2 separate regions of the Homo sapiens genome follow, and region 2 is linked to region 1. Evidence: chromatin contacts called from ENCODE Hi-C or POLR2A ChIA-PET data. All regions are on one chromosome and are shown on one strand. Each heading gives the region's core, a stretch centred on a gene start or an enhancer-like site at or near the end of the contact. The rest is flanking DNA. Distances are from core to core; before and after follow the strand shown.

Region 1 (4,589 bases), core at 1,596-4,095:
TATTTTTAGTAGAGACGGGGTTTCACCTTGTTAGCCAGGATGGTCTCGATCTCCTGACCTCATGATCCACCCGCCTCGGCCTCCCAAAGTGCTGGGATTATAGGCGTGAGCCACCGCGCCCGGCCCTAATTTTTGTATTTTTAGTAGAGACAGGGTTTCTCCACGTTGGCCAGGATGGGCTGAAACTCCAGACCTCAGGTGATCCACCCACCTCAGCCTTGCAAAGTGCTGGAATTACAGGCATGAGCCACCGCGCCCGGCCTGCATTTTAAGAGGTATTCAACACATGTGAAAATGTGAGAAAAATACAGAAAACGACTACAGCCACTTAAAAAAAAAGTCAGAATATAGGAAAATAGTCCTCTTTAAGTAAGATCAGGGTCAGATATTAAAAGACTGCAAAGTCAAAAATCTCTATAAGCTTGGAGTGGAATGCAAGGGAGGCGGAAGCAGTCTTTCTCAGGATCTTCAAGAAAGTTGTCAAACACCTGTCCTGTCCTTCCTTTCTTTCTCAGGACAGCCTGTTTCCTGTTGTGGAGGGGAGGTGTTAAGGCAATTGGCATGTGATTTTAAAGTTACCAGGGAACCAAGCACCCTTACAGACTTTCCCAAACATCAGTGTATCGGGGAACTTGCCCCGATAGTCACATAGGTTCTTTTCTATTTTCCTAAGCGTCGACTGGCTTGACAGAGTACAAAAGAGAGAAATTTTAAAGCTGGGCGTCCGGGGGAGACATCACACGTTGGTAGGATCCGTGATGCCCCACAAGCCACAAAAACCAGCAAGTTTTTATTAGGGAGTTTCAAAAGGGGAGGGAGTATACGAATAGGTGTGGGTGACAGACATCAAGTACTTAACAGGGTAATAGAATATCACAAGGCAAGTGGAGGCAGGGTGAGATCACAAGACCACAGGACCAGAGCGAAATTAAAATTGCTAATGAAGTTTTGGGCACCATTGTCATTGATAACATCTTATCAGGAGACAGGGTTTTCAGATCAACCGGTCTGACCAAAATTTATTAGGTGGGAATTTCCTTTTCCTAATAAGCCTGGGATCGCTATGGGAGACTGGAGTTTATTTCACCCCTGCAGTCTCAACCATAAGAGACAGGTACGCCCCAGGGGGGCCAGTTCAGAGACCTACCCCTAGGTGCGCATTCTCTTTCTCAGGGATATCCCATGCTGAGAAAAAGAATTCAGCGATATTTCTCCCATTTGCTTTTGAAGGAAGAGAAATATGGCTCTGTTCTGCCCGGCTCACCGGCGGTCAGAGTTTAAGGTTCTCTCTTGTTCCCTGAACAATTGCTGTTATCCTGTTCTTTTTTCAGGGTGCCCACATTTCATATTGCTCAAACACACATGCTGTACAATTTTTGTAGTTAACACAATTATTACAGGGTCCTGGAACGATATACATCCTCAACTGACAGGATTAAGAGATTAAAGACAAGACAGGCATAGGAAATCAGAAGAGTATTGACTGGGGAAGTGATAAGTGTCCATGAAATCTCTACAATTTATGTTTAGAGATTGCAGTAAAGACAGGCATAAGAAATTACAAAAGTATTAATTTGGGGAACTAATAAATGTCCATAAAATCTTCACAATCCACGTTCTTCTGCCATGGTTTCAGCCGGTCTCTCTGTTTGGGGTCCCTGATTTCCCGCAACATCAGTGGAAAATGGAAGTCACAAATAACTTTGTGTGTGTGTGTGAGTGAGACGGAGTCTCGCACTGTCGCCTGGGCTGGAGTGTAGTGGCGTGGTCTCGGCTCACTGCAACCTCCGCCTCCCGGGTTCAAGCGATTCTCCTGCCTCAGCCTCCCGAGCAGCTGGGATTATAGGGGCCTTCCACCACGCCCAGCTAATTTTTTGTATTTTTAGTAGAGGCGGGGTTTCACTACGTTGGCCAGGCTGGTCTCGAACTCCTGACCTCGCGATTCGCCCGCCTTGGCCTCCTAAAATTCTGGGATTACAGGCGTGAGCCACCGCGCCCGGCGAAATTTTTTTTAATTCTTAAAAATCTATTGCTTAATCCCCAGCGCCTAGAACAGATCATGCGCATAGGAGGTGCTCAATGAATCTTTCTTGAATGAGTAACCGAACTCTGCACCCGAGGAGCCCTGAACGCTCTATACGTTCGAATCCTGGAAGCTGCCGAAGGGGAAGGGCGCAGCCCCGCAGCCAGCTGAGCGTCCCTCGGCAGGTTAACACTGTCTGCGTAATGTTTCCCCAGTCCCCCCACCAAACTATTGAAGTCTGCCGCGCTGGGAGCGGACTGCACGAGACACGGCTTGTGGCAGCGCCTACATCAGCGGCGCCTGGGACACAGCCGGGCCCCCCTGACCCCGCGCGCCAAGGAGGGCTGAGGAAGGGATCGCGGGGCGAGGAGCGGCAGCTACACAAGGGACACTCTGCCAGCGGGGCAAGCCGAGGGCCCAGCGTCCTTGACGGGGGCGTGACAAGGGTCGGCGTGAGGTTTGGAGAGGGCAGAGCAGAGGAGCCCTCCAGGGATCGGATCCAATGCCCCAAGCCCCACTCACCTTCACCGACCCTGGCTGCCCACGGTCCTCCGCAGCAAGTAACGGAAGTGGGTCACGGGAAGATCTTTCCTCAGCCAACCCCAAAGCCAAGGGGGTGGGCCTTGCTTCGCAGATCAGCCAATAGAGATGAGGGCTGGTTCCGGAAGTATCTTCCCGGGGGCGGGCACAGCGCCTCCCCCGCGCGGGTCCCCGGGCGCTGGTTGGGGGCGCTCCCGTCCCTCTCCCCTCTGCCCCACCCCCGCCGATGGGCCGGCCCGGCTCTCCCTGCCGAGAAATGGGCCGGCCCGGCTGCGCGCGGGCAGCAGCGGTGGCGGCGGCGGTCCAAGATGGCGGAACTGCAGCTGGACCCGGCGATGGCGGGGCTGGGAGGGGGCGGCGGGAGTGGGGTGGGCGACGGGGGTGGCCCAGTCCGCGGGCCCCCCAGCCCACGCCCGGCTGGCCCCACGCCCCGCGGGCACGGCCGCCCGGCTGCCGCCGTCGCGCAGCCGCTGGAGCCGGGTCCCGGACCACCCGAGCGGGCAGGGGGCGGCGGCGCGGCCCGCTGGGTCAGGCTGAACGTGGGAGGCACCTACTTCGTGACCACCAGACAGACCTTAGGCCGGGAGCCCAAGTCATTTCTCTGCCGCCTCTGCTGCCAGGAGGACCCGGAGCTGGACTCAGACAAGGTGTGCCCCGCCCTCGGGCGCGCCCCCGGGCCTTCGAACCCCCTGGTTTCTCGTAGATCGGTCCCCAGAGTCCTGAGACACGCTCCTCACAGGCAGCCCCCTCAGGCCGGGACCCCATCCTCCCCCTCCCTCCCACACTACTCGCAGGGGCCTCAGAGGGACCTCCCACTCCCCTTCTTCCATGCTGAGGCATACTCTGGCTTTCTCCCCGACCCCGCCCTTCGTTCTCTGAGACTCCTTCCCACACTGCGCCCACCTGCACCCACGAGAACGCACTCCACACCCCTTCTCCATATTCTCTGCCCCTGACATCCCACTGAGATCTGCATGAGTTTTCCCTGGCTCCTCTTCAGTCCCCCCACTGCCGGTGCCAGATGCATCCAGAACTGGGTCAGGGTTAGCTCAGGCATCCTTGTAGCTTTCTCAGACTCCCTCTCGGACCCCTCTGCCAAGTTGGGCTTCCACAGCTGCAGGAAGCGCTCCTTGTGATATCACACTGCTTTTCTATAGTCCTGGTCGCAGAACTTTTATCTGTTAACAGTCACTGGTTTAGGTCCATATTTAGATCAAATGCGTTTTTTGGAAAGAGGTTACTGTTTGCCGCTGCAAATCTAGGCTAAGACAGAAGGAAAATGAAAATTTTCCCGGGAAAATTTTGGGCAGGATGCATGGCTGCTAACCAAAGGGTTGAGAGGTGACAAGACACTTAAACCATTTCCAGTTTGAACTGTGTCAATTTCTTTTTAACTTTACGTATTCACCTTTAAGTTCTCAACTTAAAGGCACTGACCATAACTCACACCATCTTATATCCCATATAGCACTCAGCTGGTGACCTCAAAACAGAGCTGGAGTTGCGTAAACATTTGTTGTTTTCGTTTATTCCTCTTCTCTAAGAAATCTCAGATTGATGGAAACCTATCCTGCCCTAACTTTAAAGAGATTTCAAAACCCTTGCTTATAAAGGAATTATTTTTATCTACTCTATATCCTCCTTGTGGTAATAGAAGCCAGTTTCTTCTTGTTCCTTTTACTGTAAAGATGAGTAGGATTAAAGCTGCTCAGAGCCAAGTCCTGGCAGTACCGAGCTTCCTCTGGGCACAGAGCTGGGGTGTGTGAGATTACAGCTGGCAGTGCAAACTCCCACTGATGTTGGCCTTGAGCTCAGGAGCATTGCCAACTACACAGAGGTTTTCTTGGAATTAGGAATGCAGTTCAGAGGCAGTGGAAAAGTCAGAATGTCCATCTCAAGCAAAGATTTCAGTTACACAGCTACGGCATTTTCTCCCTTTCTTAATAACAAACACGCTACAGAAGAATGTTTGTCACTGTAATTATTGTCCAGGCAAAGATTGCAAATTCCAGCCAGTAAGTAAACG
Region 2 (2,500 bases), core at 1-2,500, 540 kb after region 1:
GCATGTGCCACCACACCTAGGTAATTTTTGTATTTTTAGTAGAGATGGGGTTTCACCATGTTGGCCAGGCAGATCTCGAACTCCTGACATCAGGTGATCCACCCACTTCGGCCTCCCAAAATGCTGGGATTACAGGCATGAGCCACCTCACTTGGCCAGGATCCACTTTGGATGTAGAAACCCATCAATAAGGAATTGGTTCAACCATGGTGCATTTATTTGCAAGGAAGAGAGGGAGGAGAGAAGGGAGGAAGGCAGGCTGGCTTTTTATGGTATTATTATGAAATCACCAGATTACATTGTTAAGTGAAAAAGGCAAAGTGGAGACCCCGGAGCTACATAAGCTACCACTTGTGCTAAAGGGGAAAAATATAATATTTGCTTTTCTCTGCATGGAAAGTTTTTGTTGTTGTTTCTTTGTTTTTGAGACAAACAAAATGCTGTCACCCAGGCTGGAGTGCAGTGGTGTGATCTCAGCTCACTGCAAGCTCTGCCTCCTGGGTTCATGCCATTCTCTCCTGCCTCCTGGGTTCATGCCATTCTCTTGCCTCAGCCTCCCGAGTAGCTGGGACTACAGGCGCCCCCCACCACGACCGGCTAATTTATCGTATTTTTTAGTAGAGACGGGGGTTTCACCATGTTAGCCAGGATGGTCTCCATCTCCTGACCTCGTGATCCGCCCTCCTTGGCCTCCCAGAGTGCTGGGATTACAGGCGTGAGCCACCGCGCCCGGCCAACCTGGAAAATTTTGCAAGGAAATACAGAAATGGGTAACCTCAGGGGAACACTGAGTACATAGGCTGAGGGTCAGGAATGGGAGACTTTTATCTTGTAATGTTTGGATGTTTGAATTATGTGAATGTATTACCTGTTTTAAAAATAGATATTTTAAAAACACACACATTGGGGCAATCAGGAATGTATGGGGTGTGGTTCTGTTCCACAACTCCAAGGAGGTAGACAGGCATGTTTTACACCAGTTCAAGATGTACATTTATGTTTTATGTACTTTTCGGTAAATTGTATTTATTCCACAATTGAAAAGAACAAAAACCCTAGCGACTCATGGAGTGCTGCCGTGTGCCAGGGTGGGCCTGGCCCCAGTCCCTTGGAACCCTCAGAAGGAAGAAGTCCAGACAGGTTCTCTGGGCCCTTCCTTGCTGGGCAAGCACTGAGGTGGGAGTGGAGCATGGACCCCCTCAGTCTGGCGCGGTGCGAGGCTGGCCTGGCTGGCAGCGCCTCCCGGCGGCACTGTTGCCCTGTCCGCAGCTGTAGCGTCTCCTGTTTCCTGGGCGCCTCTATTCCATTGTTGGCCGAGGGGGTCAGGACCCGCCGCCTTCTGCATTATTGATGGTCCTGTAAGGCGGGCACCTCGGGGAGTAGAGCCTGTAGCCCCTGCGAGAGCAGAGCCGGGTGGTGCACTGCACAGAAGGTCACCGCGGGAGGCCAAATCCCCGGGGAGGGGAAAGGACCTGGGCGTCGGGAAGCCCGTCTCCTTTGGGCCAGCCATGGGCAGGAACCAGCGCAAAGCGCCCCAGCGCCTGGAGAGGCCCGGGAGGCCGGCCTCAGGGGAGCAGGAGTCGGGGTCGGCCAGCGCGGATGGCGCGCCCAGCCGGGAACGCCGTTCCGACCGCGGGCAGGCGGACAGGGCGAAACCGGCGGCCGAGCCTGCCACCGCCGGGGGCCAGGGAACCCCTGGTGGCCGCAGGAAGCCCACTGCAGAGGGGAACGGCGGCTGCAGACGCCCAGGGGCTGGGCTGTCCCCGAAAGCCCAGGAGAGGCAAAGCAACGCGCAGCGTCAGGGACGCGGGCCCAGGGGCGGCCGCGGGGGGCGCCTGGAGGAGGGAAGCCTCTCCGGAGGAGAAGAGCTGGGCGGCCGCCGTAGGAGGAAGCGGAAAGATAAGGGGCCCTCGGCTCGGCGGGGCCGCCGGACGCCCAGGAGCCTCAATGGGGACACGTCGGGTGGGGACGGAGGCAGCTCCTGTCCGGACAGCGAAACCCGCGAGGCCCAGGAGAGCGGCAGCCAGCGCGGCACAGCCCGGGAGCTGCGGCCCACGCCGGAGCCTACGGACATGGGCTCGGAAGGGACAAAAACCGGGCCGGAGTCAGCGCTGGAGCCAAGCAGCGACGGCCTGGACAGCGACTGGCCCCACGCAGATACCCGGGGCCGGGAAGGGTCGTCGGGGACGGGGCCCCTGGGAGCCAGCGAGCATTCCGGCGGGGACTCCGACTCGAGTCCGCTGGGGACCGGACCTGGACGGGGCTCTCGGGCAGCTATGGCCTCCAGGACCTTCGAGGACAGCTCGCGGGCTCCTCGGGACACTGGGCCGGCCAAGGACGCGAGCGACAACCGGGCGCAGCGGGGCGCCGAGCCAGAAACAATGCAGGCCTCGACGGCCCGGGCTCCGCGCCACCAGGTCGGAAAGGCGGTGGGGCAGGTGCCAGCGGCGGCAGGCGAGGGCGAAGCGGGAGCCGCAGCAGGAGCGGGGCCGGAGGACCC

Evidence for each region. Hi-C counts contacts between places; a loop is a spot of excess contacts on that map. ChIA-PET counts read pairs that join two places held with the same protein, here RNA polymerase II (POLR2A). Pooled maps may share reads with other maps.
Region 2: a loop to region 1 is called in a pooled map, with 6 times the contacts of the local background. The contact joins the promoter of MYO15B here to the promoter of KCTD2 in region 1. A Hi-C loop is called at or near these places in 6 of 50 pooled maps. POLR2A ChIA-PET finds 5 or more read pairs at or near these places in 2 of 52 experiments (GM10248 and H1).

What each region holds. Positions count from the first base shown.
Region 1 is chr17:75,044,380-75,048,968 of GRCh38, forward strand. It overlaps KCTD2 (potassium channel tetramerization domain containing 2), which reads left to right and starts at 2,846. Exons shown (of 6, transcript NM_015353.3): 1 at 2,846-3,210. The coding sequence starts at 2,872. ATP5PD (ATP synthase peripheral stalk subunit d) reads right to left here and starts at 2,590. Exons shown (of 6, transcript NM_006356.3): 1 at 2,546-2,590. RefSeq lists enhancers at 2,057-2,126, 2,065-2,650, 2,535-2,829 and a silencer at 2,527-2,956.
Region 2 is chr17:75,586,550-75,589,049 of GRCh38, forward strand. It overlaps MYO15B (myosin XVB), which reads left to right and starts at 1,251. Exons shown (of 64, transcript NM_001395058.1): 1 at 1,251-2,500. The coding sequence starts at 1,509. RefSeq lists enhancers at 1,067-1,900, 1,403-1,472, 1,901-2,500 and a silencer at 2,353-2,482.